Linked DNA regions of Mus musculus: region 1 is linked to region 2. The links are chromatin loops, found by intact Hi-C in ENCODE. Cell type or tissue: heart. All regions are shown on one strand. Links, peaks and the distances in the headings refer to the core of each region. The heading gives the core; the rest is flanking DNA.

Evidence for each region. Hi-C counts contacts between places; a loop is a spot of excess contacts. Peaks named below come from ENCODE experiments on the same cell type or tissue, not always from the same donor. Only the 100,000 strongest peaks of a DNase experiment are listed, where the experiment ranks them.
Region 1: it touches region 2 in a loop (2.5-fold over the local background); 2 of 42 quality-filtered maps call a loop at or near these places.

What each region holds. Positions count from the first base shown.
Region 1 is chr17:87,424,153-87,429,525 of GRCm38, forward strand. Stpg4 (sperm tail PG rich repeat containing 4) reads right to left here and starts at 3,589. Exons shown (of 7, transcript NM_029298.1): 1 at 3,428-3,589; 2 at 1,491-1,550. The coding sequence starts at 3,511. In heart, for the core only: no CTCF peak of the experiment used is centred there; no DNase peak of the experiment used is centred there; H3K4me3 peaks cover 268 bases; H3K27ac peaks cover 700 bases.
Region 2 is chr17:87,568,773-87,574,145 of GRCm38, forward strand. Gm46587 (a long non-coding RNA gene) reads right to left here and starts at 1,985. Exons shown (of 2, transcript XR_001782168.1): 1 at 1,251-1,985. In heart, for the core only: a CTCF peak has its summit at 3,040; DNase peaks (open chromatin) are centred at 2,209 and 3,039; H3K4me3 peaks cover 855 bases; H3K27ac peaks cover 852 bases; H3K27me3 peaks cover 539 bases.

The DNA of each region.
Region 1 (5,373 bases), core at 269-5,268, 140 kb before region 2:
AAGTGAAGGGCTGGAGAGATGGCTCAGTGGTTAAGAGCACTGATTGCTCTTCCAAAGGTCCTGAGTTCAAATCCCAGCAACCACATGGTGGCTCACAACCATCTGTAATGAGATATGGTGCCCTCTTCTGGTGTGTCTGAAGACAGCTACAGTGTACTTGAATAAATAAATCTTTAAAAAAAAAAAAAGAGTGAAGTGAAATAGAGCGGCAGCCTCAGGAGGAAGGTGCGCACATGGCCAAGAAGGGGCTTGGTACTTCAAACCATGGACACAGTGTGGCTCTAAGGCGGGACCTGAAGTTTTAGCACCTGCTGGACTCTGGCTAGCTTTCCAGTGAGTACTCAGACCATGTCTTTTGTTAAAATTAAAATTAGTTTGGCTGAAATTTGCCTCTATTTTTGAAGCCTTTTGATAGATAAATGTCTGTAATGCAAAAGTGTCCTTTGAGAGAGTGAATGGGCCATTCTTTCATATGCTACCAGCTTATTCTTACGTACCTGACACACTTACCATCCGTGCTGGCTACTCATACTTGACACAAGCTAGAGTTATCTGAAAGGAGGGAACCTCAACTGAGAAAGTAAGATCTGACAGGAGGGCATTTTCTTATGGGGGAAGGCCCAGCCCACTGTGGGTGGTGCCATTCCTGGCCTGGAGGTCCTGAGTTATTTTTTTTTAAAGATTTATTTATTTATTATATGTAAGTACGTGGTACTGTCTTCAGACACCCCAGAAGAGGGCATCAGATCCCATTACGGATGGTTGTGAGCCACCATGTGGTTGCTGGGATTTGAACTCAGGACCTTAGGAAGAGCAGTCAGTGTGCTTAACCTCTGCGCCATCTCTCCAGCCCTGGTCCTGAGTTCTTTAAGAAAGCAGGCTGAGCAGGCCATGAGGAGCAAGCCAGTAAGCAGTATCCCTCCATGGCCTCTGCGTCAGCTCCTGCCTCCAGGTTCCTGCCCTGTTTGAGTTCCTGCTCTGACTTCCCCCAGTAACGGACTGTTACCCAAAGTGTAAGCTGAAATAAACCGTTTCCTCCCTCAGTTGCTTTGGCCGCAGTGATTCATCCGTTTCATCAGAGCATCAGTAACCCTGACTAGGACATCGTGTTAACAAACTGGCTTCTCTGTGACAAAAACCAGAAGCCAAATCCCCTTTCCACAGAGGACCTGACTGAGATCCTAGGTGGGAGGAGTTGAATGGGACCGAGATTGAAGGTTGGCCTTCGCGAGCCACTCGGTAAGCAAGCACCGAGATCTCTAGGTCTCTTTCACGCTTTAAACTCTTACATTCGACGCTTAAAGCTAATGTCTCATCCTAAACTCTAGAACTTAGCGAGTTCTAAAAGCACAAACAGAAATGCAATGTGTGCAGAGCTGAGTAGACTCGGTTTTCTCACAGTTAAGTGTTGCTGCCTGAGAAGGCAGGACTGACTAACACCAGGGGGAGGAAGACAAGTGTGGAACTGGAAAGAGTGAGGGTATACAGACCGTTATTGTGAGCCTCCACCATCCTTCTCTCTCAAGACCTGGCGTCTTCTTGACTTGTTTCTATGAACAAACAAAAAATCTGCTTATTTGTTTAGAAGGTGATCTCTTGAAATTATCTACCTGAGGAACCTAAATTGCCCGTACCAAACCAAGTAGCTACCTACCATTATTAAAACGAAAGCGACATACGCTTTGCCCGTACTATTTCCTTACATTGTTAAGATGCTAAGAGGTTTTTAGTATCTAAAATCTCTTTAGTGACATTAAAAGAAATACTGTATCTCACAGAGATGTTAAAAGAGCATTAGGTAGTATTAGGCCATGACTCCTTTGTGTGGTGACTAAATGCCCTGGGCAAGTTGCTCAGCCAACCCTTCTGCGCTGTGCTCTCTCACAGAACTATAAAAATAAACACTATCTGGGCATGGAGGTGTGGTGGTGCACACCTTTAATAAGGGAGACAGGCAGGTGGATCTCTGTGAGTTCTAGGCCAGCCTGGTCTACACAGTGAGCTCCAGGCCAGCCAGGGAGTCACATGGAGAGAGGGGTGGGACACACGTACACACAGCCACATTTATTAAGTCACTGCTTGATAAATGGTTAAGTTCTATTTTTAACATCTCGTCTGTCAAGTTAAGAATGGTGGCGCATGCCTTTAATCCCAGCACTTGGGAGGCAGAGGCAGGCGGATTTCTGAGTTCGAGGCCAGCCTGGTCTACAGCGTGAGTTCCAGGACAGCCGGGGCTACACAGAGAAACCTTGTCTTGAAAAACCAAAAAAAAAAAAAAAAAAAAAAAAAAAGAGAGAGAGAGAGAAAAGAAAGAAAGAAAGAAAGAGAGAGAGAGACAGAGAGAGAGAGAGACAGAGAGAGACACAGAGAGAGAGAGAGAGAGAGAGAGAGAGAGAGAGAAAGAAAGAAAGAAGAGAAAGAGAGAAGGAAACAGATGGATTGGGTATGCCTCAGTTTCCCTGGGTTTCCTGTCTCGACAGCAAGCACTTCATATAAACTTTTGATGACCTCAAGTTTTCTTCAGCCCCACTGTCCACAGAACCTGGGTGTTTGGGTTTTCTTTTTGTGCTATTACAAATCATGAAAATATCAAATTCTACTTTCAGTTTATAATATGAAATAGGGAATCTCAAGCAAGAATACCCAAAAGAATAATTGGTAAAAATGGCAGATGCGGCCCACCCTGTCTTCTAACTGAAATCAACTCCGTGAGTTCTGTAGTGCCACTGTGAACTACGTACATTCCTCTCAATAGCAAAAGAGTTTCCATGGTTTGATGCCATGCTAGACATCCAAATCAGTCTCCTCCCACCCAGCACACTCTTTTATTAGATTCCTGTTGATTTCTTAGTTGCACATTTTGCAGTCAGAAAGAAATTTTTCTCAGGCAGGTCAAAACAGGTTTCCCGCATCCTGCTCCAAAGCAGAGAAGGGAGGTAGGGCTGGGACGGACTGTCTTGACGGATTGACAAGACCAAATGAGCTGTCCCTTTGACCCAGACGAGCGGTTTATAATCCAACCACCTATCATTTTAGATTCACTTTAAAGGAGAACGTAAATGATAGGCTAAACATTCCTCATCCGATTTTTTTTTTTAATGTACTAAAGTAGGGAAGGCAGGGCAGGCAGAACTGCAAACTGCATTCTTTAACAGAGGCAAGCGAAAGGATGAAAATCTAATCCCTCTATTGACGCTAGTAAATTGTGGCGGGGAGGGTAGGGGTGGAGAAAGAAGGTAAGGGAAGTGGCAGAGAAAAAGAAAATCAAATCACAATCAAATAAAACAAAGAATCAGGCAGCTCCAGACTCGATAAGAGTCTCTCGGCAAGAAGGCTAAGCAGCTCGAGGGCCTGAAGTAGGGACGCGGAAAAGGCTCTGGGCTCCCTGAGCCCCGGCTGCGGAGCCACAAGGGGCAGGCTACCCTACCGCAGTCATGAGGAGCGGCTCCCCATGTCCCAGGTCTTCTCTTGGTACTGTGGTGGGGGCTATGACAACGGTTGGCTCGGCCATTGCGACCTCCTCTTGCCACGGGTCAGTGCTGGCAGCCGCGGAACCGCTAGGAACCGTGGCCACGGGCCGATTGATTCCAAGCCTGCGCGCGTGAAAGCCTCGTGCAGAAAGAATCCTGAAGGTCACCTCCAGTGGTGGGGACAGGGAAGCGAGGCACGAGGCAGGCATCAGCGAAGCTGACTCAGTAGACGGTCTTTGAGATGGCCATGTGTGTGAGTCATAAAATATAGGGGACTGTGAAGTTGCCCGAGTTCTTCGGTGTGTATAGACAGGCACCCCACAAACTCGACCATTCCCTCACCAATCACCATCAACCCCACATCCTAGAAGGAGAAACTGGTAGCATATTTAGCTTTAAGATCCCATTCTATCAAAACAACTTTGGGTTGGAATCGGGGCAATCCTGAACACTAGGCTAGCCCCTTGGCTATGACAGCAGGCCACCTACCCATCTCTTCCATAGGCCTTTTGCCCAGTGGGCCTCTCTGACCTTTTTGGCTGTAGCTTCTCAACCTAGAAAAAAAATTTTTTTAAACAAATAGCTTTTTAAAAAAATTATTTTATGTATGTATGTATGTATGTATGTATGTATGTATGTGAGTACACTGTTGTTGTCTTCAGACACAACACACCAGAAGAGGGCATCGAATCTCATTACAGATGGTTGTGAGCCACCATGTGGTTGCTGGGAATTGAACTCAGGACCTCTGAAAGAACCATGAGTGTTCTTAACCACTGAGCCAGTCTCTCTAGTCTCTTCCTCCCTCCCTCCCTCCCTCCCTCCCTCTCTCCTTCCCTCCCTTCTCTTTCTCTCTCTTTTAGATTTATGTATAAGCACTCTATCTGCATGTACACTTGTGTGCCAGAAAAGGGTATCAGGTTCCATTACAGATGGTTGTGAGCCACCATGTGGTTGCCGGGGATTAAACTCAAGACCTCTGGAAGAGCAGCCACTGTTCTTAACCACTGAGCCACCTCTCCAGCCCCAGAAAGATTTTTAAAAAGTTTTTCAACCTTATTTTCCATTTACGCTTCAGGCAACCCTCACAAGGCAGGCATTAATTGGTTCCATCTGAAGAATGAGGACAGCTTCCTCCGACAGTGACACTATGACACCCGGAAGCCCAAGAATTCAAACCCAGCTCTGGCCAGCTCCAAATCGTCTCTGCCCTCAACAGCATGAGGTTTTGGTTTCTCACCACCAACTTTCAAGAGTGAGTACACTCTGAGATGACCACCAAGAGCAGCAGCAGCAGTGGAGTACAGGCAGCTGGAGCCTAGAGGATGATGCGTGTGCTACAAAGGGCATGGCTGGAGAAGTGACCCAAGTCCTTGGAGGAGCCCAGAAGATCGTGAGTTGGATCCCAGACATTGGATGGTTGAAGATTGACTTTTGCTTTTGATTGTGACTGTGCCCTGATATTTTCCCTCTTGAAGGAAGAAACTGTTTTAGTGGAGCCCACAGTTAAGAGACTTTTAATTGTAAAAAGACTTTGGATTTTAAAAGAGATGGATATTTTAAAGAGATTGAAATTTTAAGAATATGTAAAGACTGTGGGACTTCTAAAGTTATTTAGATCTTTAGTTAATTAGATGGTTGTTTCTTCCCTCGCTTTGTTCCCTAAAACCATCTAATTCCAGAGAAAGGACTCCACAGCTAGGAGCACTGGCTGCTTTTCCGGAGGACTGAGGTTAGGTTCCCAACACTCACACGGTGGCTCACAGTCCTGACTCCAATTCCAGGAGATCCAATGCCTCTGACTCCTGTAGGTACGAGCAAGGCACACACAGGGGGCACACACATACCCACAGGCAAAGCACTCATACATATAAACTGAAAATATTCTCAGGGCTGGAGCTCT
Region 2 (5,373 bases), core at 100-5,099:
GTTCAGTGGGAGAACTTGTCTCAAAAATGGTAGGCCAGAAAGATGACTCAGTAGGTAAAGGTCCTTGCCACAGGAGTCTGAGCTCCATACCAGACCTCACAGTGGAGAACCAGCCCTCAAAAGCTTCTCTGACTCTACACACATTCCACTGCTCATGCATGTGTTTTTAAACAGTGTATTCCTTCGGGTGGGATAGATGGCTCAGCAGGACCTATGTTAGGTTCCCAACGCCTGTATGGCAGCTCACAAACACCCACCCAGAGAGAGTGATGGGGTCACATACATACTGACAAAACCCTCACATGCATAAAATAAACCTAAAACAAATATTAAGCAGTGTAATCCTTTATAAAAATAGGTGCAGCCAGGTGATGATGGCCTTTAATCCCAGCACTCAGGAGGCAGAGGTAGGCAGCTGAATATCTGAGTTTGAATCCAGCCTGGTATACAGAGAAAGTTCCAGGACAGCCAGGGCTACACAGAGAAACCCTCTGGAAACAAACAAACAAACAAACAAACAAACTAAAATAGGTCCTATATAATCTTCTTCTAACAGGATTAAACAGAATCTCAGAGATGCAGGTTCACTCAGCAATAAGGAGCAGAAGGACTTAAGTGCTCCAAGGTCTCTCAGCCCCGGCTACCAGACTTCACTATCCCTGGTTAGACACTTGCAGGGATCAGGGTATTTGGGAACAGGAAGCTCTCTTCCCAGGGCCCCAAAGTCCCAATGTGGTGGTAGCTGTTTTCCACCCAGGAGCTCTCTCCATGGGGTGCCTGGCCACACCCACTTGCTCACATGCTTTCTGGGGGGGGGGGCGCATTTACATCATCCTTGCTAGCTGCAGCAGGAACACATTTACATGTAACCTTCTAGGGCTATTACCTAGCATGACCCAAGGCTGGGATCTCAAGGTGTTGACAGAAGACCCAGAGGTCTCACCTTATTAGACCTTGCAGAGTGACCTCGGAAGTCTATCTCTGGTGTGAATAGTCACAATCAGGTTCCCTGTGGAACAAGAGACATGGTGCCCAAGACCGCTCACTGTGAATGACACACACTCAGAAAATAATGCCCCTGAACAAGGTAAAGGTGAGAATCAGATGCATGTGACATGCCCACGGGGTTTAAAGGACATCTGATAACTTTAAGTCCTCAAGAACAGAGACTGCTGTCAAACCCTCTGATGACCGAAGTGCCCCAGTCGTGAGTCTAGAATAGGCAAATGTTTAGTGAGCAGAAAATTTACCTAGTATGCAAATCCCAAGCAGGTAGGTTGGGTGTGGCAGCAGATAGGGAAAATCTGGAACCCCTGGTGTGACTGAGAGGGCGTTGGAGTCAGGAGAGTCCCAGCCACGGGCAGAGTTCATGCTTGCCCGACTTCCCTGGAACAGGCTGAGCTCCAAGCTCCCGGCCGCTCTAGTCTGGAGTATCTGGAATGGGAAAGCACCACATAGTTTCTGCCTAATCGCTATTTACTCTCCTGGGGTTTCAGAGAAAGGGTGAATCAGGGAGCTGGGAAGAAAGGGTAGGACAACCGCGCTTGGGGTTCAGAGCCGCAGCAGTGTTGTATAGATTTTCTTGTCTGAGCATGGTCAACCCAACCAGTCCTCAGCCCGCAAAATCAGCTGCTGTCCATTGCGCTGGGGCCTTGCCTTGTCTGAGTCCTGCAGTTTGAAACAGCAGGTTCCACATCCGAGAAAAGGGAGTCTTGGGCCCTGTTTCTGCTGTGCTTCCTCGTGCTCTGGACAATGCCGAGTCAAATCATAGGACCCTGGAATGACCGGCCCGTACTCCCCGCTTCCCTGTCTATGCCAATCATGATCGACCAGCTAGCGTTCTAAAGATGCTACTGCAGGCCCAACGTTAGCGTCAACCTGTGGAGACAACCAGATGATCATAACTCTGTGGCCAGTGGCGAGCATCCAGAGTTTACAGGGTATTTATCCACTTTTCAGGGATGTGAGAGGAATAAAGTCTAGGAAACGGCTTCTTCTGCATCAGCTTGAGTGACGTAATAATGTCCCTGTTTGCTGTGCCTGGAAGTATTTGCCCAAGGATAACAGCACTGTGTAGAACATGCTGCCACGTGGACTGCCCTTTGTAGGTCGTACAAGCATGAGGGAAGGGAAGACAAGGAACACTACGAGTCCCTTGCTGTGTGCCAGCTGTACGTTGGTGGCTCCATCTCGCTAACAGCCGGTGTGGGACAGCAGCATCCTCCATCTCTGGGATGGGCTGCAGGTCCAAGAAGTGCTGAAGAGCTGTGGCCCAGGTGCTTGCCAGCCAATGGGGAAGCAGAGAAGCGACAAAGCCGGTTGGGGGAGGGAGCTTAGGAGTGCAACTTTCCCCCCTGGAAGCTACAGGAGCCATTGAACGGCTGTGGCCTGTGGCGAAATGGCTCCTGTAGCGAAAGGCATTGGAGCAGATGCTCCAGACAGCCCTCCAGCAGCTGTGCAAGCCGTGACATAATGAAAACCAGAGAGCGTCGTCCGGAAGGGCATACCTCTGTCCTTGCTCATACAGAAGAGAGGTCTCTGGGCTCCAGGCTGGCAGTTCAATAACCCATTTTACAATTTTAGATCCAAGCCAGTGGCCCCCAGTTTTAATTTAGATTATTGAAAGATGGTAAATTGGGCCAGGCGAGTGAGAGGCACTAGCGGCGTGGGCACAGCGCTGGCAAGCTGCTGCTAGGATGAGTTCAGTCATGACATTGAGGTCGGGAGAGCAGATCTAAGTCTGAATTTAGCTCGGCCGTTCACTCACTGGTCATGAGTCACTGGAAACATCATCTAATCGCTCTCGTGTGCTTTTATTTCACCATTGGAATATGTTTCATAGCGAGACAGTGTCTCATAGAACCAGAAACAACGAAAGAAATGCCTCACCGCCCCTCTCTTGTATGATCGTTGCCTACTGTTTATATAAGCCGGCACATTCTTGCCGTTCAGTAAATGCTAGGCAAGAGTCATCCTGTGAGCCTGATTGCATCACCGGCATGGCATCATCTGGTTGTCCCCTGTGGAGCAATACTGCCGCTCAGTGGATGAATGTGGGATGGCAGGTAGCAAAATGTTTCTGCCCCACCCTTCATTCCACAAGGACAGGGAAACTCCGAGCCTGCTCAGGAGGCTGTTTTGTCCCTGATACTAAAACAAAAACAAAAACAAAAAACCCTTCAATCCCTGTGAGTTTTGAACCTTGAGCTAAAGAAAGAACACCACTTATTTATTTATTTATTTATTTATTTTTAAATTTTTGAGATAGGTCTCACAATACAGGTCGGTCCATCTGGCTTTAAACACTCAATCCTCCTGCCCCCGCTTCCAAAATGCTGGAATTAGAGATGTGTGCCAAAACTTGTGGTGAAATCACAATCTTAACTAGTCTGGGAACAACTTTCTAGACTTGGCCATGTCCTGCAGTGCCCCCTGCCCCATGTGCCACTAACAAGAACCTCTGAGAGGTTGAACATGAAATGACAAGAACCAGGCATTCTAAAGCAAACACAGAAGAGAGGTATAGGACAAGCACTGCTAAGAAACGTTGGTGGGAACCATCAGGTCTCAGTTGGAACACAATAACCAGAGAAGAGAGCAACAACAACAACAAAAAAAAAGCCCACCAACTATCTACCTGGGGGCGGAGGAGGGAGGGCATTAGCCTTTAATGCTAGCACTCAGGAGGCAGAGGCAAGTGGATCTCTGAGTCTGAGGGCCATCCTGGTCTACAGAGTGATTTCCCAGACAGCCAGGGCCACACAGAAAAGCCCTGTCTTAAAACAACAACCAAAGCCAGGCTGTGGTGGCGCACGCCTTTAATCCCAGCACTTGGGAGGCAGAGGCCAGCCTGGTCTACAGAGTGAGTTCCAGGACAGCCAGGGCTACAGAGAGAAACCCTGTCTCAGAAAAACAAACAAACAAACAAACAAACAAAACAAAAACAACAACCAAGCATAAAACAAAAGAAATAAGAAGGGAGAAAAGGATATTAACAAAATCACCTAAGGATATATTGCAGTCTGCAGGAAGGGCCTGAAGTTGAGGTTACAGGTGCTAGCCCCACCCAGGACTAGATAAGCCACAGTCCTTGGTGCTTCCGGAGGCCCTGGTCTCTATGGTTCCCAAAAGTGGGGGCAGCAGAGGGCCCACAAGGATAGGACACCACAAACTATCTTTGAGCAAACTGGAGTAGTACATAAAAACCACAGGGCAAGGATGAAGACAAGAGCTCGGCCAGTAAAGGCTCTTGTCGCCTGAGGACCAGCGTTAGACACCATAACCCACATGGGGAACAGAGGGGGACCAACCAAGTCCTGCCAGGTGCCCTCTGACTTCACACGTGTACTACTTCACGCACATATGCACACACATGTACACATGCAATTAGTAAATGTAATTTTAAATAAGCATCGTGTATTGTTTTTAGCGTTCTTGTTTGAGATGAAACTTTAGGAAAACACTGCTTCTGTAGGCAATTTTGACTTCTTCAGTTGTGTTAAGGTTTCTTCTCTCTCTCTATCTTTCTCTTTATTTCTTTTCTTCCTTTTTTTGAGAAAAATGAGTCAAATTATTTGTTCATTTCTTGTATCTGAAGTTCCTTTCTATAACATCTTTGATCTGAGATTCTTTGCCACAGTCTTTCACCCCGGCACAATTGCCACCAACCGCTTTACAGAGTCCCCACCCCCCCACCCCAATCAGTTTTACAGAGGCCTACCCATTCCTCTTGTCTCTTGGTGACATTGACCTTAATTAGGTTGGCTTGGTGCTTGGCGCACCATCTTGACATATGTAGGCTCATTGGATGCGAGCACACAGAGAAGGGGCTGGCGATGGTTAAAGGGTTTTGGCAGCTTTGAGGATTTCACACTCAATGCCGTCGTGGACAAGGGTGGTTGTCTGTCTGTACTTCCTATAAAACAACGTGAATGTCTATCACGCCTCCAGCAGGTGCCTTCCTCAGCCATGTTGGTGGATTATGAGTAAAGACAAATCTTGAATGCAATCTCCTTGCAACTTGGTGGCATAGGGTGGGGCTCGGGGAGTGTGTTGAGCATGGTGGCTCGAATAGAAATGGCCCCTGTAAGTTCATATTCGAATGCTTGGTCACTAGGGGTAGCCTTGTCAGAGGACTGTGTCACTAGGGGTGAGCTTAGGGGTTTCAAATGCTCAATCCAGGCCCTTGAGAGTCTCTGCTTCTCTGCCTGTTGCCTGTACATCTGCTTGTAGAACTCTCAGCTACTCTCCAGCACCAGGTCTGCCTACATGCCACCATGCTCTGCTCCCTGCCATAATGATAATGGATAAAAGCTCTGAAATGATAAGTAAGCCACAATTAGATTCTTTCTTTCATAAGAGTTGCCGTAGTTA